Regions from separate parts of the Homo sapiens genome. Here region 1 is linked to region 2. A link is a loop called in an ENCODE intact Hi-C map of the cell type or tissue named here. Cell type or tissue: K562. All regions are shown on one strand. Each heading gives the region's core, and the rest is flanking DNA. Links, peaks and the distances in the headings are about the cores only. Region 1 has its middle 34 kb from the start of EGLN3. Region 2 has its middle 100 kb from the start of EGLN3.

What was found. Hi-C counts contacts between places; a loop is a spot of excess contacts. Peaks named below come from ENCODE experiments on the same cell type or tissue, not always from the same donor. Only the 100,000 strongest peaks of a DNase experiment are listed, where the experiment ranks them.
Region 1: a loop joins it to region 2, with 2.6 times the contacts of the local background. A loop is called at or near these places in 9 of 110 quality-filtered maps.

What each region holds. Positions count from the first base shown.
Region 1 is chr14:33,911,460-33,923,683 of GRCh38, reverse strand. No RefSeq gene overlaps it. Among named protein-coding and RNA genes, the nearest start is that of EGLN3, 34 kb to the left of the region's middle. RefSeq lists a cis regulatory region at 6,340-6,347 and an enhancer at 6,266-6,410. In K562, for the core only: no CTCF peak of the experiment used is centred there; DNase peaks (open chromatin) are centred at 5,853, 6,283, 6,763 and 8,373.
Region 2 is chr14:33,842,761-33,854,984 of GRCh38, reverse strand. No RefSeq gene overlaps it. Among named protein-coding and RNA genes, the nearest start is that of EGLN3, 100 kb to the left of the region's middle. In K562, for the core only: a CTCF peak has its summit at 5,599 (motif pointing left); a DNase peak (open chromatin) is centred at 5,594.

The DNA of each region.
Region 1 (12,224 bases), core at 3,906-8,905, 68 kb before region 2:
TTTTATGTGCACTGATTTTTTTTTTTTTTTTTTTTTAATGACTCAATTTGAGTCCTGGAAAATTAAGCTGGAAAATACAACTTTAATGCTAGGAGTCTGTTTTTTGCTCCTCTCTTTGACAGCCCATTTAGGGGAGGAGTTAGCCCTGCTAAAGAAACATTATTTGGCAAATAATCTGATCAATTTCATTTATATTCCCGGCAATGAAATATTAAGAGCCTACCTCACCATTATGTCACTTATATAGTCCAGAGTTCTTGGTAGGAGATTAAATTTTGAACCAAAGATCCAATTTCATGGAAATAAAAAGTCTTACCTAAGTGCATTAGATAGATCCTTAGTAGAGTAGTTAATACCATTAAATGCTGGACTGTCAGAATCATGAATTATCCATTCAGACATGATTTTGTTTTTCTTTAACTCAGGTTTTTTAGAGGCTGGGTCGTCCTAATTTCTTTTGGCCATTCAGTACTGAAATTTCCTGTGTTTTAGAAAGCAATGATGGGAAATGCCATGCTGGGCCAGCAGTTTATATAAGATAGGAGTTTGGATATGTCAGGTACTTATATATTTGATCGACTACGAGGACAAGCAGAAGGGATATTCTTAGTAAAGTTATTTTTTAAAACGATACAACATTGACTTAGCTACAGTCTTGAATCTTTTGAATGGCATGAAGAGTTGGTTAGTAAGGTGGTTAGAAAGTATTGTTAGAACAGAATAGAAATAAACTTTTCTTTTTTGACACAGAGTCTTGCTCTGTCACGCAGGCTGGAGTGCAGTGGCGCCGTCTTTGCTGACTGTAACCTCTGATTCCCGAGTTCAAGCAGTTCTTTGCCTCGTCCTACCGAGTAGCTGGGATTACAGATGCCCGCCACCACACCCGGCTAATTTTTGTATTTTTAGTAGAGACGGGGTTTCGCTATCTTGGCCAGGCTGGTCTCAAACTCCTGACCTCGTGATCCACCTGCCTCGGCCTCCCAAAGTGTTGGGATTACAGGCGTGAGCCACCGTGCCCAGAGGAAATAAACTTTTCAAATGAAGCTGTCTATAGTTGAACTCTGTTGGATAATATATGCTGGTTTATGTTAAAGACCCAGTCTACTTTCAGACCCCATCTACTCTCATCCCAATACGGTTTTTAGTATGCTGTTTTCTTGTTGTGTTGATAGGTCAGGATTTACCATGGTTTACCACCTTTACATTTGCAAGGCCATGGCTAGAGAGGTTAAAGAGTTGTGATGTAAAGAAGCTGAGAACAATGGGTAAGATGACTCGAAATACTCGGAGAATACCTATATGCCAGGCCCTGTGCTACGTGCTCCCACATATTTATTCTTTGCTACCACTGTGAGTCAGCTCTTCCTCTTTCACAGCTGAGGAAATGTACTCAGAATGGTTAGGTGGCTTGTCCAAGGTTACGCAGTGATGGAGTAGTACACTAGGATTTGACACAAGACTTCCAGCTCCTCAGCATTTGTTGTCTTTGGAATCTCCTTCCTGCCAACAGAGCAAGAATGAGTGGAGTTGGGAGAGGGGGAGTTTTAAATGCTTGCTGCTTGATATTTTTATTGAATGTTGTGGTTATGAACAAGGGTGTCAGGCCATCCTGAAAGAGTCAGTTATTCCATAAAAACCACACAAGCAGAAAACATCAGTTGGATTGTCTCCTGACTTTGCAATGGGATCTTTCCCATATGCCTCAGAGATCATGGAGGAACTTTGGGTTTACATCCAGCATTGGCCTCTTGGGCTAATGCTGAGCATGAGTTGCATGAAGCGTGTTCTCACTCACGTATCAGAGTTAAGCAGTGTAGGCCATCTGGAAGAGAAAACAAACTTGAGATTTCCTGGGTGCAATTTGGAGACCTTCCATTAGGCCACAGCACACTGGGACAGTTGGACAATGTGCAAGCTTCAGCCCTCATGTCCTTGTGTCAGATGCACTTGGGGGGAGCAAAGGAAACAGATTTCCTTTCTTTTTGATACACATAACTTCCCAGCTTGGACTTAAGGTAGAGCTGAGATGTCAGTGGAGTTCTATTATAATTCTCCATCGAATAAATTAAATGGCCTACTTTTGTCACCTCTGAGGGACATTAAGTAGAGATAAACATTTTTAATTAAAGCCATTTGAGCCATGTCTACCTATTTTTTTATGGTAGCCTGTAGAAAGATGCTATTTTAATTTCTTTAAAACACAGCTCTTTGCCTTACTTAAATACCATGAAAAACTGAGTATTGAAAAACCACATTTTTTTCTTGGATCTTGCTTATTTGAAAAACAGCATATAGAAAAGTCAGCTTTTCCAGAAGTACTTATGCTCCCGAGGGCTGAAATTTTTCAGAAAATAAAGGCCATTTTGTGATTCTTTTTTTCTTTTTTTGAGATGGAGTCTCGCTCTGTTGCCCAGGCTGGGATGCAGTGGTGCGATCTTGGCTCACTGCAACCTCCGCTTCTCATGTTCAAGCAATTTTCCTGATTCAGCCTCCTGAGCAGCTAGGATTACAGGTGCGCACTACCACGCCTGGCTAATTTTTGTATTTTTAGTAGAGACAGGGTTTCACCATGTTGATCAGGCTGGTCTCGAACTCTTGACCTCGTGATCCACCCGCCTCAGCCTCCCTAAGTGCTAGGATTACAGTCGTGAGCCACTGCGCCCGGCTGTGATTCTTTTTTAAAAGTGAGAGAAACAGACAATGGCTGTTGTATTTTATTGTCATAATTTTGCAAGAAGATTTAAGAGCAGTTGAGTGAAATTCATTATTTTAGGAGTGGCTAAACACTAGGTCATTAAAAATTAATTTAACAGGTCCATACCCCAGAGGTATTGTAGGTTTGGTTCCAGACCACCACAGTAAAGCGAAAATTACTAAAGTGAGTCACACAATTTTTTTTGGTTTCCCAGTACATATAAAAGTTATGTTTATACTATACGGTGTGTATTCAGCATGCAATGGGATCTATATGCAATAGCATTATGCCTGAAAAAACAATGCACATACTTTAATTAAAAACACCTTATTGCTAAAAAATGCTAATGATCATCTGAGCCTTCAGCAAGTCATAATCTTTTTGCTAGTAGAGGGTCGTTCCTCCATGTGGATAGCTGCTGGCTGATCAGGGTGGTGGTTGCTAAAGATTGTGGTGGTTGTGGCAATTTTAAAAATAAGACAACAGTGAAATTTGCCATATTAATTGACTCGTCTTTTCATGAAAGATTTCTCTGTGGCATGCAATGCTATTTGATAGCCTTTTTTTTTTTTTTTTGGAGACAGAGTCTCAGTCTATTGGCCAGGCTGGAGTGCAGTGGCACAATCTCAGCTCATTGCAACCTCCGTCTCCCGGGCTCAAGCAATTCTCCTGCCTCAGCCTCCTGAGTAGCTGGGATTACAGGCGTGTGCCACTACACCCAGCTAATTTTTGTATTTTTAGTAGAGATGGGGTTTCACCATGTTGGCCAAGCTGGTCACTAACTCCTGACTTCGTGATCTGTCCGCCTTGGCCTCCCAAAGTGCTGGGATTACAGGTGTGAGCCACTGCGCCTGGCCTTGATAGCCTTTTACTTATGGTAGAACTTCTTTCAAAACTGGAGTCAATCCTCTCAAATCTGCTGCTGCTTTATCAACTAAATTACATAATAGACTGGATGCAGTGGTTCACACCTGTAATCCCAGCACTTTGGTAAGCCGAAGCAGAGGGATTGCTTGAGCCCAGGGGTTCAAGATTAGCCTAGGCAAGATGATGAGACCTCGTCTCTACAAGAAATAAAATAAATTTACATAATATTCTGAGTTCTTATTTGTCATTTCACAGCTAGAGAAAAGTAGTCCATGCCCAATTTCAAGACTTCAAGGGACAGGCTGGCTCTCTTGTTAGGAGCTAATGCAGCTAATGCAAAGAATCTTCACCAGAAGCAGACTCTATCTCAAGAAACCACTTTCTTTGCTCATCCATGAAAAGCAACTTATCTGTTCAAGTTTTATCATGAGATTGCAGCAATTCAGTCTCAACTTCAGTCTCCACTTCTGATTCGAGTTCTCTTGCTGTTTCCACTGCATCTGCACTTCCTTCTCCACTGGAGTCTTAAACCTCTCAACGATGTCCATGAGTATTGCAATCAACTTCTTCCAAACTCCTGTTAATGTTGATATTTTGACCTCCTTCCACAAATCAGTGTTTTTAATGGCATCTTGAATGGTGAATTCTTTCCAGAAGGTTTTCAATTTACTTGGCTCACATTCATCAGAAGAATCACTATGGCGGCTATGGCCTTATGAGATGTATTTCTTAAATATGACTTGAAAGTCAAAATTATTCCTTGATCCATGTACTGTAGAATGGAAGTTGTGTTAGCAGGCATGAAGACAACATTAATCTCTGTGCACCTCCGTCAGAGCTCTTAGGTGACCAGGTGCATTGTCAATGAGGAGTAATATTTTGAAAGAAATCTTTTTTTCTGAGAAATAGGTTTCAACTGTAGGCTTAACATATTTAATAAACCATGGTATAAACATGTGTGCTGTCATCCAGGCTTTGTTCCATTTATAGAACACAGGCAGAGTAGATTTAGCATCATTCTTAAAGGCATTAGGATTTTCAGAATGGCAAATGAGCATTGGCTTCAACTTAAAGTCAGCAACTGCATTAGCTCCAAACAAGAGAGTCAGCCTGTCCCTTGAAGCTTTGAAATCGGGTGGACTACTTTTCTCTAGCTGTGAAAGTCGTACATGGCATCTTCTTCCAACAGAAGGCTGTTTGATCTACACTGTTGTTTAGTGTAGTCACCTTTATCAATGATCTTAGATAGATCTTCTGGAGAACTTGCTGCAGCTTCAACATCAACACTTGCTGCTCCACTCTGCACTTTTATGTTATAGAGATGGCTTCTTAACTTAAACCCCATGAACCAACCTCTATTAGCTTCCAACTTTTCTTCTGTAGCTTCCTCACCTCTCTCTGCCTTTATAGAATTGAAAGAGGCTGGCTCTGGATTAGGCTTTGGCTAAAGGGAATGTTGTAGCTGGCTTGGTCTTCTATCCAACCCACTCAAACTTTCTCCATATCAACCATAGGCTGTTTTCACTTGCTTATTTGTTCACAGGAGTAGCACTTTTAGTTTTCTTCCAGGACTTTTTCCTTTGCATTCACGAGTTGGCTAACTGGTGCAAGAGGCCTAGCTTTTGGCTTATCTTAGCTTTCGACATACTTTCCTCACCAACTTTCGACATACCTTCCTCACCAACTAACTTTTGACCTAAAGTTGGAGATGTGTGACTGTTCCTTTCACTTGAACCCTTAGAGGTCATTGTAGGATTATTAATTGGCCTAATTGCAAGATTGTTGTGTCTTAGGGAATAGGGAGGCCAAGAGAGGGCAAAAGCCAGTTGGTGAAGCAGTTGGAACACAAACCAAATTTATCAATTAAGTTCATCATCTTATATGGGCACAGTTTTTGGGACCCCGAAATAATTACAATAGTTTACATCAAAGATCGCTGGTCACAGATCACCATAACAGATAATATAATAATGAAAAAGTTTGAAATACTGCAAGAATTACCAAAAATGTGACAGAGACACGAAGTGAGCATGTGCTGTGGAAAAATGGTTCCAGTAGTCTTCTTAATGCAGAGTTGCTAGAAAAAATATCTATGAAGCAGAAGAAAGTGGAGCACAGTGAAATGAGGTATGCTTGTAGTCTTTGTTTTGTGCCTTTTATTTGAGGGAAACCGCATATCCCTTATGACTGGGTGCATGTTTTGAAGTGAGCTTAGGGAGTAGATCAAGTTCACAGATCTCTGAAAAGCTACAGGGATGGAGCATGGGGGTTCCCAGCAAGCCTCTTCACTTCAGGGCTGCAGCCAGGGCTGGGTGTGGACAAGGGGAGCAGTAGGGAGCAGCTGGGGGAGGATTTAAGTGTTCACCAACTATCTGGAGTTTCCAGATTCTCTAGGGGACTAGCCTACTTGTCATAAAATGCTGGGAGTAGGAATATTCCAATAACTGTTTCCATAAACATTTACTTTTTTTTTTTTAAAAGGTAATCTAGGCACATGGGGGAAAAATGGAAATAGTCCAAAAAGGTATAGAGGAAAAAAAGTCTCTCTTTCCGGGAAACAGTTCCTTGGCCAGGGTTTTTGGCCTTGACTCATTCTCTTGGGGGAGTAGGTGAGGGAAGGCGAGCAATCCTGGAAAGTCAGCACTTCTAGGATGAGAGGCGTCCTCTGGCTGTTTGGCATGTTTGCTTGATCATTTCCTCCTATTTTTATGCTTATTCATCCTGTGGCCTGTGTTCTCCTTGACATGCCTATTTTCTTTTCCACCCTCCTGTGGGGAGAGATAACATTCTCAGGACCTAATTCTCATCTGATAAGTTTTATTTTTAACCAACTTCTACACCCTTTCCTCTTTGCTTCTTATTTTCATGGGCCCATATACTTCTCAGCCTTCTCTGGCTTTCTCAGGAGGCATGTGCAGAACGTCTGGTATGGTATCTTGTGCCAGGGTTTTTCCAAATGGGAGCAGCTGGTCAGGGTACTGGGAACCTGGCTTGGCTTCCAAGAGCAGGGAAACTTTCTCCTCTGCACATGTTCCTGTTTTTAACCAGGCAATTCACTCTTACCTCCTGCTTCCTCTCTGGGCTGTCTGTAAATTTCATTTTATCATAAATTTATATTATCTTGATGAAGGAAACCCGCTTAAAAAACAACAAGACAGCTGTGACTTGCAGTGATGAGTGTGGACTAGTCTCCTATCAGCAGCAGTTTTGTAGCTGCTTAAGGCTTCCACAGTGTGACAACTAAGCCATGAGTTTACATGATGATTCTTGGTTTGAGATTTAATCAAACTAAACCAGTTGTCCACCCAAATGAAGAGAAAGGGTGTTTTGTTTTGTTGTCACGTGATCTCCAGTAGAGGCTTTCCCAGACAAGCATGTTAGGAGTAAACTGTTAGCTACTTAAGTATATATACATTCTTGGGTTTTTTTTTAAGCCTTTGACCCACCACTCCCCTCTCCCTAAATATAACTAAATATGGTTATGGCCGAAACTTTTCAAACTAACATCAGGGTGAAGAGGAACTTTTTAACCTGGAGAGGGGAATGGGGTTTGCAGGGACTGGCTGCATTCCCCAGAGAGAGGTGTGCATGGGAATGCTGCTCTCAACTTGAACTTCATGGCCTCCAAATGCATTTTGTTCTCAACGGACCAGTTGTCTCTCAAGTACACTTGGCTCTGTTGTGCATGGTGTATGCAGTCACTAAGCATTTCCTATAACACTGTATTAGGCACTTGGAAACAAGAGTTTAAAAAAATCCATGTTGTAGCTTCACAGGATGAAAGATTATTACCAAATGACTTAAGAATACTACTAACAAAATTACACACCTCATCATGGTGTAGCAACAGATCCCAGGAGACACACATGAATTAGGATAATTGGAGGACAGTTAAATACAGGCACATTTTACCACAGTAGGGAGGGTATAGGAAAACCACAAGGTGGGGAGGGTCTAGGGAAACCCTAGTGCCGTGCCCTAGGCTGCAACAGCAGGTGGTACCACCACTCAGAGGCAGGAAAGGGTGCGGGGTATGGGAAGAAATCAGTACCCAGAAACAGAGAGGCCCGCAAGAAGAGAATGAAGGGAATAAACACCGCGGCCTTCCCCTTTTCCCACTTCAGACCTGCAGGAGCACATCCCGGGCTAAACACATCTAGAAGTTAGCAGTCAATGGAGTCTGTTGACATAGCCTGTGCAGGTCGAGCTCCCGTGGCTCAGAGTAGGGCCATAAGGATAGAGAATGTGGAGAGGCAAAGGGAAAACAGTCGACACAGATGGCCTCCAGAGTTCACATGATCCAGCCCTGCCTGCTCCTCACAGCCTTTCTCCTACTAGGCTTTCCCCTATTTGCTATGTTCCTGACACTGCCATTTTCCTCTTCTTCAAACAAGTCAAGGTTGTTTCTGCCTCAGGGCTTGCACTTCTTCCCTCTGCCTAAAGTGTTCCTCCCTTTTCTACTTTCCATGGATGATGATGGGCCATTTAGATCTCAGCTCCTTAAAAAGGATTTCCATCCTAATGTTGCTTCCATCTCACCTGCCCATGGTCTATCTCACTATCCAGGTTTTACATTTAAGAGAGTAATGAAACAGTTTTATTTTAAAATGGTGATGTTTACTATATACTGGAAGTCGTATTCCTTGTAGCTATTCAAGCTTAAAGTGAAAAATCTAGATGTCAACCTTAACATTATGCAGTGGGTACCTGCTTGTATGAACCTCACTGGGAATGTGCAAACTAAGACGTGTGGACATCACTGGCAGGGCATAACCGCTCAACAGGGCCTGCTGGAAGGAATGAGTCATAGAAGGGAATGTCTCGGCTTTTCACCATGGTGATCTGCACTGCATTTCCTTCTCTACAAAGACCTATAAAGTCTCCTCCAAGGGCTTCAGAAAGATCCCACCTCCCTCTGATGGCCACACCCTGGCCCATTCTAACTCAGGTGGATATAAAGGAACCACAATTTGAAATGACTACTTTGGTTCCACCTAAGGATTGGTTTGTGTGGCAGACCAGGGTCATTTCCTTGTCTGTCAGAAGGCTCTGTCATGTTCCTTTCAGGCATCATCCACCAGGAGTGAGGTTTGAGGAGCCAAGCCTGGGTGGGAGCAATTTGAAGATTGTATTGCACTTGATAATTTATGGTGAGTGTTTGCAGCATTGTCTCATTCAGAGATGGACATGAAGCTGTTCTCAATGGCCTTCCTCCAAGTGCCATGATGTTCCTGACTTGAGCAGGCAGCCAGGATGCACCTGCACTTTCACTACCGGCCTGCAACAGGGCAGACCTCCATTCTGATCAGTGGGGCCTGTGCCACCTAGTTGTTAAGTATATTCATGATCACACCTGGTTTTTGGGACAGACACATCAGTTTTGGTTTGGAGGTCAAAGTTTTATTCCATGTTCTGCTGTTACTTGGTGGGCCACCATGCTTGTCCTCTGGTGGTGCTCTCCTAGTGACTGGGTTCAAGAGGAAATGTCATGGACATCTAGAACAGGGACCAAAGCCACACTGGACTAGAACTGGAAGCCAAGAGAACAGTTAGGACTGAGGAAACTCTCAGGGCAGCCATCTGACTCTCTCTGCCGCCCCGCTCTTCTCAGCTGCTCAGTTTCTTTTGGACCCTGGGGCCCCACGTGACTTTCTAGCTATTCCAGCTGCCTTCAGTTTTCCAATTCTCAAGAAAAAAATATGATTTACAAAGTTCATCTTTTTTTTTTTTTTTTTTGAGACAGAGTCTCGCTCTGTAGCCCAGGCTGGAGTGCAGTGGCGTGATCTTGGCTCACTGCAACCTCTGCGTCCCGGGTCCCAGTTCAAGCAATTCTCCTGCCTCAGCCTCCCGAGTAGCTGGGATTACAGGCACGTGCCACCACGCCCAGCTCACTTTTTTTTTGTATTTATGTAGAGACGGGGTTTCACCATGTTGGCCAGGCTGGTCTCGAACTCCTGACCTCATGATCCACCTGCTTCGGCCTCCCAACGTGCTGGGATTACAGGTGTGAGCCACTGCACCCAGCCATACAAAGTTCATCTTCATGAGCCAGACCAGAAGTCTGGATGGACTGCCTGACCTCTGGCCACATGTTCACAAGTGCTGTAGATGGAGGGGATGGGGTAAAATCATGGGGTATCCTATCCTATATGGCTGTTTAGAGCTGTTTCTCTCAGAAGGGGATGTGGGCAGAGCAGGCAATGGCAGGCATTCCTTTTCTAGGAATATAAGCAGTAGAGCCGATGTGCTTTGCCTGGCATAGTATAAGAAGTTTCAAGAATCCTGTCTGCCCCTAAAGTATCCTGCAGGACCTGAAGGCAGTACCTGACTTGAATTTCTGTTATTATTCACTGAAGGGCTAGTATATTTATTCATCGACTCTAGAGTCATTCAGCACCGGGGTTAGGTTCAGGTATAGGAACCCATTCCATCCCCTCCAGATCACATAGGAGCCCTTTCCCTCTTTTGGTCTGTCAAAAACAGAAATGAGGCTGGGTGCAGTGGCTCACACCTGTAATCCCAGCACTTTGGGAGGCCAAGGCGGGCAGATCACAAGGTCAGGAGTTCGAGACCAGCCTGGCCAACACAGTGAAACCCCGTCTCTACTAAAAATACAAAAATTAGCCAGGCATGGTGGCGGGTGCCTGTAGTCCCACTTACTTGGGAGGCTGAGGCAGGAGAATCGCTTGAATCTGGGAGGTGGAGGCTGCAGTGAGCCGAGATCCCACCACTGCACTCCAGCCTGGGTGACAGAGCGAGACTCCATCTCAAAACAAAATAAAACAAAACAAAACAAAAAAACAGAAATGAATACTGGGTGGGTTTATCCAAAGGAAAGTAAATCAGTTTATGAAAGAGATACCTGCACCCCCATGTTTATTGCAGCTCTATTCACAATAGCAGAAATATGGAGGCAACCTATGTCCATCAGTGGAAGAACTGATAAAGAAAATGTGGTGTACACAGAAACAATGGAATACTACTCAGCCTCAAAAAAGAATGAAATCCTGTCATTCGTGGCAACATGAATGAGCCTGGAGGACCTCATTTTAAGTGAAATTAGTCAGGCTCAGAAAAATACCAAATATTCATATTCATACGTAGCGCTAAGAAAACCATTGAGCTCATAGAAGTAAAGCGTAGAACTGTGGTTATTAGAGACTAGGAAGGCTGGTGGGGAGGGGAGAGGAGGGGAGGGGAGGAGAGACTGGTCAACAGACACAAAGTGACAGCTGATGGGAGAACAAGTTCCAGTGTTTTGTAGCACTGTGGGTGAATATAGCTAGCAACAATTTAGTGTATATTTTCAGAAAGCTAGAAGAGAGGATTTTGAATGTCCATAGCACATAAAAAAAATGATAAATGTTCGAGGTGATGAATATACTAATTACCCTGATTTCATTATTACACATTGTATACATGTATGGAAAATCACTCTGTATCCCATAAATAGGCAAAATTATTACATGCTGACTAAAAATAAAAGGAAAATAAAATAAAATCAGACCCATATTTCACACCACATGCAAGAAAAATCTCCAAATGAGTTTGAAATTTTAATGTAAAAAGTGATAGCATGTAAGCAATGGGTGATTTCCTCATTAACCTTGATGTACATAAAGGCTTTCTAAATATAACTGAAAATTCAGAGACATAATTAATAAATTTGACTATATTAAAAAAACCAGAAGTGAAGCAATTCAAATCACTTGTCACTTAAGAGGTGAACAGTTACAATTTGCTAAAAGTATACTTTTTCATCCTTCCAGGAGTGTTAAACATTTTGGTGAAGACAGGTCTGTTACATCAGCTTGTGGAGGTCTCAGCTGAGGGTCAGTGTCCCTGAATTTCCCTCCGTTCTACTCACTGGGCTCTGCTGCCTCCACAGCTGCCTGGACTGTGGCTGCAGAACACACGGAGGAAAGGAGCCGGGGACTGGGGCTCTGACTGAGGGACCAGGGCAGATGCACACTCCCTGACCCTACAGCTCTTACCAGTCTCATCCCATGGACTGTATCTGCCAATCCCCAGCAGGGCCAGGTTTCTAGTTTATGTTAAACTGGAAAGGTAACAGTCTTAGTTATTATCAGTTCCATGTTGGTTGTTACTAGCAAGCAAGGGGAGATGGTGACATGGCATACTGGCTGACTTCAGATGACAGGGGAAGTTTGAGATTGCTGTCACTGCTTGTTTGGAACAAACAGAACAGAAAGGCCTAAGACCGACCTAGCTTCTAAGGAAACGATACATCCTTATTTGGGTTCTGCCCAAACATCTCTTTCACATCTCTTGAGACTGCAATAGGGACCTCTCCTCTAATTTTAAGTGGAGAGTGGACTTGCCGTTCTGAGGATTTAGAATGGTAAAAGCCAAACTTGTATTTGTGGGTAAGTTGTTTCGAACCCCCATGAACCTCAATAAGAGAAGGCACCAAGTTTAAGAGGCCAAAGAAGAACCCCAGCACCAATAAATGAGACATGGGGTTTTATTAGGTGCTTATTTACAGGAGAGAGAGTCCAGTGGCAGTGGGCTGGCCAGGAGAACTGTTACCACCTGCAAACATCATGCTGTTTATGTAGCATTTTCACTTAACACCCTCCCCTCAACAACCTCTACCTAGCAACCTTCATTTAACCCAACACTAAGGGCCTCAATGCCCTTT
Region 2 (12,224 bases), core at 2,909-7,908:
CTTCTCACTTTCTATGGCATACAGGCTTCTAGATAATATTTGCAAAACTTGGCCCCTGACATGTTTATTTATGAAAAATAAACATTAACTATAATGTCACTTTATAGGTAGGAGTGTTTAACATACAAAAAATATGGCTTCTGAGCTTATATTCTAAAATTAGGCTTATATCCAAAGGTTGAGATGGGCAAAGCAATTATAAGAGTTTTGACAAAACTTTAAAGAGAGAAACTCCGTGTTAAGGACAAGTGCATAGAAAAACTACATTGGGATTCAGGGAACCTACATGGGTTTTGTTAATGACAACTGTACTTCCAAAACCCAGTCTGTTTATTTAGTCACAAATTCATATTATGGGAATGCTGTGAGCTAGGCATAATACTAGATTTTGTATAAAAATATAGAATTTCCTAGGCTGGGCGTGGTGGCTCACGCCTGTAATCCCAGGACTTTGAGAGGCTGAGGCAGGTGGATCACCTGAGGTCAGGAGTTCAAGACCAACCTGGCAAACATGGTGCAACCCCGTCTCTACTAAAAATAAAAAATTAGCTGGGTGTGGTGGTGTGCACCTGTAATCCCAGCTGCTCGGGAGGCTGAGAAAGGAGAATTGCTTGAACCTGGGAGGCAGAGGTTGCAGCGAGCCGAGATCATGCTACTGCACTCCAACTTGGGCAACAGAGCAAGACACTCTCTCTCTCTCTCTCTCTCTCTCTCTCTCTCTCTCTCTCTCTCTCTCTCTCTCTATATATATATATATATATGTAGAATATATATATTTATATATATATGTAGAATATATATATTTATATATATATGTAGAATATATATATTTATATATATATGTAGAATATATATATTTATATATATATACGTAGAATATATATATTTATATATATATACGTAGAATATATATATTTATATATATATATACGTAGAATATATATATTTATATATATATATACGTAGAATATATATATTTATATATATATATACGTAGAATATATATATTTATATATATATATACGTAGAATATATATATTTATATATATATACGTAGAATATATATATTTATATATATATACGTAGAATATATATTTTATATATATATATACGTAGAATATATTTTATATATATATACACGTAGAATATATATATTTTATATATATATACATAGAATATATATATTTTATATATATAGAATATATATATTTTATATATAATATATATATTTATATATATGATATATATATATATAAATTTGTGGTAATTCATTACATAGTAATAGAAAACTTGTATAGTCTCCAAAGCCACCTCCCTCTCCTCCCCCAAGCCACATATATATATATATATATATATATATATGTGTGTATATATATATAAATTTCCCTCCAAAGACTTTCTAGAAAGAGAAAATAATTTTTAAAGCATTTTGATTAGTGTTTGTGTTGGAAGACGATACTGTCCATCTTTTATTTCCAACCCAACACTCACTGGTGGGAAGAACTCTCCAGAGCTTCAGTGCCCCAGGTAGGCTGCAGGCCGTAGCCCCTGTGGGCACACAGGCAGCTGATCTCAGCTCTGATAGCTACTTTATTTAAATTATGTCTTTCTTTTATTACCAGTGATATAGCTTTGTTCTTACTGATACATTTTCACTAAATATGTGAGAGCAATATATTCTTGTTACACAATTGTATCACTTCAACATTTTATCAATCTTTATTCCATTTTTTTCTAGGTTTTAAACTGTTCGGGAAAAAGAACTTATTTCCTAACCCTTAGGAAGTTTATTACTATGAGTTTAAAGGAGCCCCTGTGATCTCCATCTCCTGGTGTTCACGCCTCCCGCATAATGCCTTCCTCTCGAGTATAGGCAGCACCTCTATCTTGATTGTAACCAATGGACTATGGCAAAGGCAATAGAGTACATATGATCAAATAAGAATGACGCATCCCTCTTGCTGGAGGCTCTGTTCCTGGCTTTGAATAAGCAAGCTACCATGAATCTTGTGGCCACAAGGAACTGAATGTTTCCAATAACCATGAGTGTGGGAAAGTAGATGCTTCCCCAGTAGAACCTGCAGATGAGAGCCCAACCCTGGCTGGCACCTTGGTTGCAGGCTTGTGAGATCCTAATATATTCCTGATCCACAGAAATTGTGAGATAATAAATGTGTGTTGTTTTTAAGCTGCTAAATTTGTGGTAATTCATTACATAGCAATAGAAAACTTGTATAGTCTCCAAAGCCACCTCCCTCTCCTCCCCCAAGCCCCAAAAGTATGGCTTGGTCTTAGTTTCAGCCCTGGATAAGCAGAGGCAAGAAGCAGATCATGGGGAGCTGTGGGGGAAGGGCTCAAAGGCTAGAGTTCATATCAAGGGCATTGGGGACACTTTGGAGAGTTTTAAATAAAGAAACAACAAATCTAAATCTCTGGGCTCTAATTTTCCTCTCAATAAAAATGAGGGCAAAAGACGGCCTTAAATTCTTTGTACCTGAAACCCATCACCTGCTCTTGTGCTCTTCTCCCTTCCTGGACTCCATGCCTTCGTGGGCTTCCTTTCTTGCCCTGTGTCACTGGGGTCATCATGTTTCCTATCCCCATTCTCCCATCTCTTCCCAAACGCTGAACTGTTATTAATGGCAAAACTGCAATTGCTTTTGCACTAACCTAATATTTCTAAAACTTACTTCTTCCAAAGTTTTTAAAGATGAGTGGAGTGAATATACTATTGGCTGTTAGAAAGTATTAATAGCTTCAGAGACAATCCAAACAAAAACCTGCAGAGTTGAGACATTCTAGACGGGTCCTTAAGGGAGTCAGTATTTGATAGGCAAATGAAGCTTGGGCACGGGGGGAGGGGATCATTTCACAGGCACACAGGCAGCTGGTCTCAGCTCTGATAGCGACTTTATTTAAATGGTCTGTTTCTATTATTGCCAGTGATATCGCTTTGTTCTTTCTGACACATTTTCACTAAATATGTGAGAGAAATATATTCTTGTCACACAACTGTGTCACTTTAACACTCTACCAGTATCGGGTCTCTTGATTTCATCTTTTTCTAATTTTTAAACTTTGGGGAAAAAAACTTACTTCCTAACTCGTACCAAGTTTATTCCTTTAACTAATCAGAATTGTTTCAGACTCATCACCATCTACCTTTTTTCCATGCCCTCTTGCTGTTGTCCTGGTGTTTGTTCCTCCTGTCCTTCCCTCTCTCCGTACTCTCCCCTCCACTCCCCGGGGACTCCTCCTCCCATCTGTTCATGTATGAGATGCATATATCATGTATTCACCTATCCAGCATTTGATAAGTGGCCCCCGTGACCTAGGCAGTGAGAATCAAAAACAGAGAGGTTGTCCCTGCCCCTAGATGATTAGCAATCAAAGTGGAGACAGGCAAAACCAACACCTGTGCGTTTAAAGTCCTGTGTCTATCCAGTTGCCCTCTGACTGTGTGCACTGAGTCGCTGACAGCCACTTCAGCCTTGGGGCTCCATCCTGGCCTCTTTCTTACTACACTCACCCCCCCTACCTCTGCTCATCCTCTCTGACTCTATTCCAGCAAAATCAGCACCACCATCCACTCGGTCATCTGAGGCTGAAACCAGGAGCTAACCTTGATTCCTCAGTTGCTCTCTTATCCAGTTAGTCCAGGCATTTTGTTTATTCTGTGTCTCTATCACATGACTCTGTCTGCATCCCATCCACTTCTGTGCTGTGGCTCCTGCCATTTCGCACTAGATTGTCCCAGTAGCCTCCTCACGGTTTTTCTTCTCCCTCCAATCCATTCTTTTCACAGAAGCCACAGGCATGTTTTTAAAGTACAAACCTGGTCAGGGCACTCCTACTTACCACCCTTCCAAGGTCCTCACTGCCCTCAGTGTGGAGTCCCAGCTCCTCCTGCTCCGGCTTCTGGGTCCCTGCCTGGTCTCCTGGCTACCCAGCCTTGCTTGCCTCTCCATTCCAGCCCTGGGGAACTGCACGTGGGTCCTTGAGCAGACTACGTGAGCCTCTCCTCCCTGGGACTTGGGGGCATGCTGTTTCCTCTTCCTCAAATACTGCTGCCCCTGTTCTCCTCGGACTACGGCCTTCTCACGGGGAGTTTACCTTGACCACAAGACAGGATTATGTACCTCAACTTTTCTATACTTTTGCATATTTGTTCTTACATAATAATTGCCTATCTCGTTTCTTTACTCCCCACCCCCAGCCTAAGGGTAATTTCTTTTTTTCTTTTTTTGAGAGTCTTGCTCTGTCGCCCGGGCTAGAGTGCAGTGGCGCAATCCGACTCACTGCAAGCTCCGCCTCCCGGGTTCACGCCATTCTCCTGCCTCAGCCTCCCGAGTAGCTGGGACTACAGGCACCTGCCACCACACACCCAGCTAATTTTTTGTATTTTTAGTAGAAATGGGGTTTCACCATGTTAGCCAGGATGGTCTCAATCTCCTGACCTCATGATCCGCCTGCCTTGGCCTCCCAAAGTGCTGGGATTACAGGTGTGAGCCACCGTGCCCGGCCGGGCAATTTCTTAATGTCTGGGATAGCTCTTGGGTGATGTAATAGCACAATAGAAATATATGGGCTAACAAATGCAGCCTGTATGGTTTAATGGCTTAGAAGTCAGGCTCCTGGCCGGGCGTGGTGGCTCAAGCCTGTAATCCCAGCACTTTGGGAGGCCGAGGCAGGCGGTTCACCTGAGGTTGGGAGTTCGAGACCAGCCTGACCAACAGGGAGAAACCCCATCTCTGCTAAAAATACAAAATTAGCTGGACGTGGTGGCACATGCCTGTAATCCCAGCTACTCGGGAGGCTGAGGCAGGAGAATCACTTGGACCCGGGAGGCGGAGGTTGCCGTGAGCCGAGATCCTGCCATTGCACTCCAGTCTGGGCAACAAGAGCAAAACTCCATCGCAAAAAAAAAAAAAAAAAAAAAAAAAAAGGCTCCTGAGTCAGCCTGAATTCATTTTCCAATCTCACTCCTTATTGGCTATAATCACCTTGGACAAGTTACTTAATTTTTCTTAATCTCAGATTCTTCATATGTAGATGGGGATAATAATAGTTACCTCAAAGGACTGTTGTAAGCATTAAATGAATTAATAGGCCAGGCATGGTGGTGTGCACCTGTATTCCTAGCTACTTCGGATGCTGAGGTGGGAGCATCGCTTGAGCCCAGGAGATGGAGGCTGCAGTGAGCTCTGATTGCACCACTGCGCTCCAGCCTGGGTGACAGAGGGAGACCCTGTCTCTAAAAAAGTAAAAATTAAAATAATAATACATAGAAATCATGTAGCAGAGTCCTCAAAATGCAGCAAGTATATTTTCCATAAACAGAGTGGTAAGTATTGTGATTGTCAGCACCAGGTGTGGACTCAGGGGTAGGGTGTAGGACTCAACCTGGGGTGGAGGAAGATTTGCAAGGTTTGTCTCAGCCTCTAAGGCTTGTTTGTATAATAGAAAAACTCAAGAGCAATGACTCCAGTCCAAGCTCTGGTCTCATTCTGGTGTTCCTGTGTGGCTGAATTCCTGAATCCCATGTCTGAAGGTGTCCCTGCTGGGCAGGCAAGGGAGCTCAGTGGGGCCCTCTAGTGATGACTTCCTCCCATGCCCTGAGGCACAGCCTTGCTCAGAGGCCTCCCAAGGGTTCCCACATCCTTGGGGATTTTCTATTAGTGAGGAGCAGAGCAAAGCTAGCAAACAGGAGAGCAGCCCTGCTGGCACCGTGGCTCCCTCTGTGGCGGCTTTGAGGTCATTCATGCAAAAGGCACTGTTAGGAAACCCAGATCAGCTGCGAAGGAGCATTTCAGGTGAAAAAACAAAAATGCTTCTTAGTGGTTGACTTAGGGTTCTGAATCTATAGATACTAGATTTGGAAACTTTATCCAAATGGAGCAATTACCAGAGTGTCCGTTTCCTAGGGAGCATTCACTTTTCATCCAAGGAGTAGAACAGCAGCCTTGTTTCCTGCTGTTCCTGTAGGACAATGGAGTCCCAGGATTCAGTGTCCTGATGCTGTCTGGGAGGCTGTGGATGTAAAAAGGAACCAACGTTCTGCTCCACGAGCAGAGAGCAGACGAGAAGCAGAGCATTTGTTCCTTGCCCATCTCAACCTAATGAGGACACGGAGAGATTCTGATTGCTTTTCCATAATTATGTAGGCCTGTCAGAACCACAGCAGCTGGACAGACTTGATCCCTAACTGTGAGGGTGGAGAGTCACTTTCTACTTGGTTCCCAGCTTTGGCCTCATTCTTCTCCCCACAGCTGCAGTCACTTGACTACCTGCTTTCATGACCTCCTGTCTGGTTCTTCCTTCTTTATTTCATTTTGAATATAGCAATGTAAAGATAGCTTATATGCTATCTCCAATAAAGGATACAGATATTGCAAAAACAGCATACAGAAAGGCCTAATGGAAACTGGAGGTACAAATGATAGTAAATCATGAAGTGCACAGGTTCTGGAGGTGGGGGGGACTAGATTTCACTTCTATACCTCTCTGTTTCTACCTGTATGAACTGGGAAGGTTCTATTGTCTTAAGTTTGATGTCCCATCTGTGAAATGGAGAGTGTAATTGTACTAGTCAGAGTTCTTTGTTGCAAGCAATGGAAACCAACTCTGATTTAAGTTAAAAATAAGGAACAGGAGGAGAACTAACAAGACATTGAAATAGCTATTTCGCAGATTTGTTGTAAGGATGAAATTAGATAAAAATCATTCAGCACAATATGTGGCATGTCGACAGTGTTAGATATGTTAGCTATTATTGCATCATCATCATTTATTATGATGATGAGCTCTGTCCTAACTTTCTTACCTGTAGCTTTGGCTCGATAGAAAGTCAATGCTGGTGTTGATGCTATACAGTCTTTTGATTTTTGAGAATGGGTTTCCAAAACATATGGTCGGCGAGCAGTCTCTGGTCCAACCAGCTATTGTCAAAAGGCATAGGGTCACATGGCATAAACCTGGACTATAGCTTTTTTTAAAACAAAAATTTAAAATATATATATTTAGGGGGCACAAGTGCAGATTTCTTAACATGCTTGTATTGTGGAGCGGTGAGGTCGGGGCTCTTAGTGAACCCATCATCTGAATAGTGAAGGTCGAACCCAACAGGTAATTTTTCAACTTTCACCCCCCTCCTACCCTCCCACCTTTTGGAGTCTCCGATGTCTATTATTCCATTCTGTACATCCATGTATACTCATTACTTAGCTTTCACTTATATGTGAGGACATGTAGTATTTGTTGACTTTCTGTTCCTGAGTTATTTCATTGAGGATAATGGTCTCTAGCTCCACCCATGTTGCTGCAAAAGGCATGATTTTATTTATTTTTTTATGGCTGAGAAGTATTCCGTGGCATATGTGTGATTGATGGACACTTAGGTTGATTCCATGTCTTTGCTATTGTGAATAGTGCTCACAATATTGTGAACATGATAAACATGTGAGCACAGGTATCTTTTTGATATGATTTCTTTCCCTTTGGGTAGATACCCAGTAGTAGGATTGCTGGATGGAATGGTAGTTCTATTTTTAGTTCTTTGAGAAATCACCATACTGCTTTCCAATAAGGGTTGTACTAATTTGTATTCCCACCAACAGTGTATAACTGTTCCCTTTTCTTCGCCTTGTTGCCAACATCTGTTGTTTTTAGACTTTTTAATACTAGTCATTCTGACTGGTATGAGATAGTATCTCACTGTGGTTTTAGTTTGCATTTCTCTGATTAGTGATATTCAGCATTTTTTCATGTGCTTGTTAGGCTTCTAGCCTCTTAAGTCAGCTGGGGCTGTAGACAGGGTGCAATTCTCTGAGAAAGGCAAGCAAAACTAAGTCTAATTTACCTAAATACTTGCTTGTTTTGTAGGACCATTTCCAATATCATGTAAGAGGCATGTAAAGGTTCTAGATCAGTAGTCAACATCAACTCACTTCTATTGCCTTTAATAACTAGGCACTTGGCTGAATCAATTGAATGTTTACTGAGCACCTACTATGTTGGAGACAGGCATTGTTTTGTATACCCAGTGCAAAAGGGACTTCTAGGAAACCCAGGTCAGCTGTGAAGCAGGGTTTCAGGTAAAAAACAAAAATCCTTCTTAGTGATTGACTTAGGGTTCTGAGTTTCCAATTTATACTAAATTTAGAAACTTTATCCAAAAGGAGCAATTACCAAAGCGTCAGTTTCCTAGGGAGTATTCACTTTTCATCTGAGGAGTAGAACAGCATCCTAGTTGCCTGCTGTTCCCTGTAGGATGATCGAGTCCCTACATTGATACCCCATCAAACACTGGGTATACAGAAAACAATGCCTGTGTTCAATGGACTTACTGTTTCACAGAGGAGGCAACGGCTAGATGAATAATAATAACCCCATGTTTTGAATGTCGCAGTAGAAACACAATGGGCATATAGAAGAGAATGGAATTAATTATGCCAAGAAGAGCAGTGGAGGGAGAGATAACTGGGGACAGTCTCATGGAAAAGTTGACATTTGATTTGGGTGTTTGAAATGAGTAGGAGTTTGCCAGGCTGGCGAATGGAAAATGGTATGAACAAGAGTACAAGGACCTTCAAATCCAAGCTATGTGGTTCATGTTTTACTGTCTTGAAGTTTACAAAGTAGGAGAATGACGTGATCAGATTGGGTTTCTGGTGGCAGTGTGGAGGATGCTTTGGAAGGGGACTGCCAGAGCCAGGGAGACCAATTAGGAAACTGTTACAGGAGTTTAAGAGATGGTGAGGACTTGACCGGAGACAGTGGAGGAGGGGGATGGATCTGAAGTCGTAGGGCTGGGACCAATTAAGCACAATTAGTGAGGAATGGGGGGGAGTTGGGGCTATTTTGAGAATTCTTATTTGCCTACTTGGGTGAATGGAGGTGCTATTGTCTGATGAAGGACTCGAAGAAGACAGAGCTTGTTTTGAAGGGAGGAGGCTGAGTTCCATTTTGACATGTTGCATTCATTGTACTGGTGGAACATCTTAGATGAGAAGTCTGTGGGCAGGTAGAGTTCTGGATGTCAGGAAAGAAGTTTGAGGCTGCTTGGGAAAGGCTCATACCTGGAACTAGCCCGTAGGTAGAAAGAGGACCTGTCTTGGACCTGAGCCCCTGAGTTTCTTTCTGCCTGGGGCCCTGGCTTGTTGTGGCTGGATACCCACCCAGGGCCTGGAGTTCTTCCCTGAGCTTCCCCATGGTGGCTGCCTCCTTGCTGGCCTAGTCCTGTCCTCAGTGATGGCTGCATGCTGCATCTTGGCTTTCCGAATGTTGTACCACGGCATGTGCTCCATCCACCTGCAAAAAAGCCAGGCACCAAATGTTGGGCCTTCCGGTTGCTGAAGGTCATCTTGGCCTGGGTTGCCTCAGTCTGTGGAGATGCCTGTGGAAGCTTTGATCCGCCTTTGCTGAGAACTCCCTCTCATCTCCTGTGGGAGATCTCAACCCGAACCTACAAGCCAGTGTTTGTAGCTGACGTTCATCTTGTCCTGTCCTGAGATAACTGGAAAGTTTTGTTAACTTCAAATAAATAAATCTGTGAAAATGTCCAGAGGTCCAGCATTTGGGCAGGTTGGAAATGTGCTGCAGCCATTGAAAGAAGAGAAGATGACCTTCAGATTAGCAACTTCTCCCAGCTTCCAGAGGCAAACACAGGTGGGAAGTCTCAATAAATCAAATATGAAGGTGTTGCCCCCAAGCGGCATGGAGGAGATGAGATTCCAACTCTCATTTTCTATTAATGGGCCTTTGAAGCCTTTATGGAGTTAGCGTTTTTGTTTTTTGTTTTTTTGCTTTTTTTTTTTTTGAGATGGAGTCTTGCTCAGGTGCCCAGGCTGGAGTGCAGTGGCGTGATCTCGGCTCACCGCCACCTCTGAATTCCTGGTTCAAGCGATTCCCCTGCCTCAGCCTTCTGAGTAGCTGGGATTACAGGCGCATGACACCACGCCTGGCTAATTTTTTGTATTTTTAGTAGAGATGAGGTTTCACCATGTTGGTCAGGCTGGTCTTGAACTCCTGACTTCAGGTGATCCACCTGCCTCAGCCTCCCAAAGTGCTGGGAAAACAGGCAGAAGTTAGCATTTTTTAGTAATGACATCAATGAAAGTATTTGATTTGTAAATTGGGGGACACATAGCTACAATTACTTTGGATTTGGCAGTTATTCCCATCAGCAATGTTTGTTATCCCCACCTCTGCCACCAGCATATATACTTATGTCCTGTCCCACAACCCAACCCCTCACCCCCACCACTCAGTATTTTTTTTTCTTCTTTTTTCTTTTTTTTAAGCACAGAGCCGAGTCTGGAGGGGGTTGGCCCAGCTTTCATCTTTATCCATCATGGCACACTTGGGCCACCTTTACCTTTCCTCCTCACATGATTACGTGCTTCTGAGCAGTGTCCTTAGACCTTTTTTCCTTGCCCTCTCAGGCATTTAACTCATTTTTGGAAGATAGAGCACTGAACCAGGAGACAAGAGTTGCATTCTAGTCCTAGTTCAGCCACAGTGAAGTTGGGTCACCTTGGGCAAGTCTTTTGACTTCCTGGGCCTGGCTTTCCTTATCCACACAGTAAGGAAGGTAAGTTGAAACACCTGGGCAACTTATTTCACCTCTCAATTAGATAAGTCACCCTGTGCACTTCAACCATCCTCCCACACCCCCTCTCCACTTCTGAGGGAAACCCACTGCTTGACTGCAGCTCCTGCCGCCCAGGTGGCGGTGTCTCCTGCTGTGTGAGGAGACCTTCCCTTCCTCTCCTCCTCCCTTCACCGAACTGGCCCAGGGAAGGGGTTTGTGATCCAAGAGCAGTCATTTCATAAGCTGGTTCTGTGGTCAGGCTTAAAGAAGATAAACTGGATGCATCCTTTCTGATGGGGGATGGGGGAAGGCAGGGATTTGAAATAAGGAATCCCAAAGAAATTTTTCGGTTAATAGTAGGGATAGAAGAGATTCTATATCACATAAGGCTCAGACGAGCTTCTTTACTTGCACATTCTTCAAGATTTAACGCTCTTTCTGTAGAATAATCTTGCTTTACCCAAACACAGAATTATGACTAGGCTACGGGAATGGAAAGATGAAGCTCCCCTACCCGAGTTTCTAATACTGAGTAGGAGACACAGACAGGTAACCCACCTGCAGCCCCTTCCCAGCTCGGAACCATCTTCCTCAAATAGATTACGGGAAAAGGGAGTTAGTTTCCTATCTGTTCCTGAGTTGTCTGCACTACAGCTGTCTTCTATATGGCATGCTCAGGGAAATCTGAGTTAAAATCCCAGGGCTGCCACTTATTAGCTAGATGATATTGAGCAAATTCCTTAACCTGTTTATATCCCAGTTACCGTGTCTGAAAAGGGGGGATAATTATTGTTTCGATATTACAGTTGGTTGTGAGAATTGCAAAAGCATTGTTTTCTGTTTGGTTGTTTTTTGGGTTTTGTTTCTGCTCTGCTGTTCAACTCCTGAGTTGTAAATGTGGATGCATACCTGAGGGAAAGATTATTCTTCCTCATGTCTGTACTGTTTCAGTGTGTGTTTTGCAATCGGTAGCTAATCAAATGATTTTGGGATGGGAACCCAGAAGCAGTGGGAAAGGGAGTCTGCCCACACTCTCACAGCATGTTTATGACAGAAACACAGAATTTGCTTTCTTTAGCTCTTGGCCTACTTTCTTATTCTTTAAGTTGCATTGCTTCTCTGTGCACATATGTGTGCGCACACACACCCATACAGGTATGTGTGCATGCATGTGTATTATTGTGTGACTGTGTGTGCACGTTGATTTCAACTTCTACAAAATAGCCACCAACTGATAATTCTACTATAGCTCAATGGAAGAGAAACATCCCAAAAGTTGGACGGAGAGCTTCCAGGGAGGAAGGCAGGCTCAGATACAATACATTTCTGGCCCTGTCAGCTTCTAGTGCTTTCTGTTTTGAGGGGAAAAAAATGCAAATAAATAATAAATACAATTCACATTAACCTGAGAATTACCTTACAGTGTTTTTTGAAAGGAAAAAAAATAGAGAGTTGAGCTAGCAGATCTATTTCGAGATGATTTAACAGGTGAGAGGGAGTTAGCTGCAATTGTTTTATGTCTCAGTCTATTAGGTACTGTACAATGCGACAGATCTATTATTTATACAGTTGTTCAGCAAAACTTTTGTGGGTTTTTAAATTGACTGTAATGTTTAGCAATTGGAATATAAAT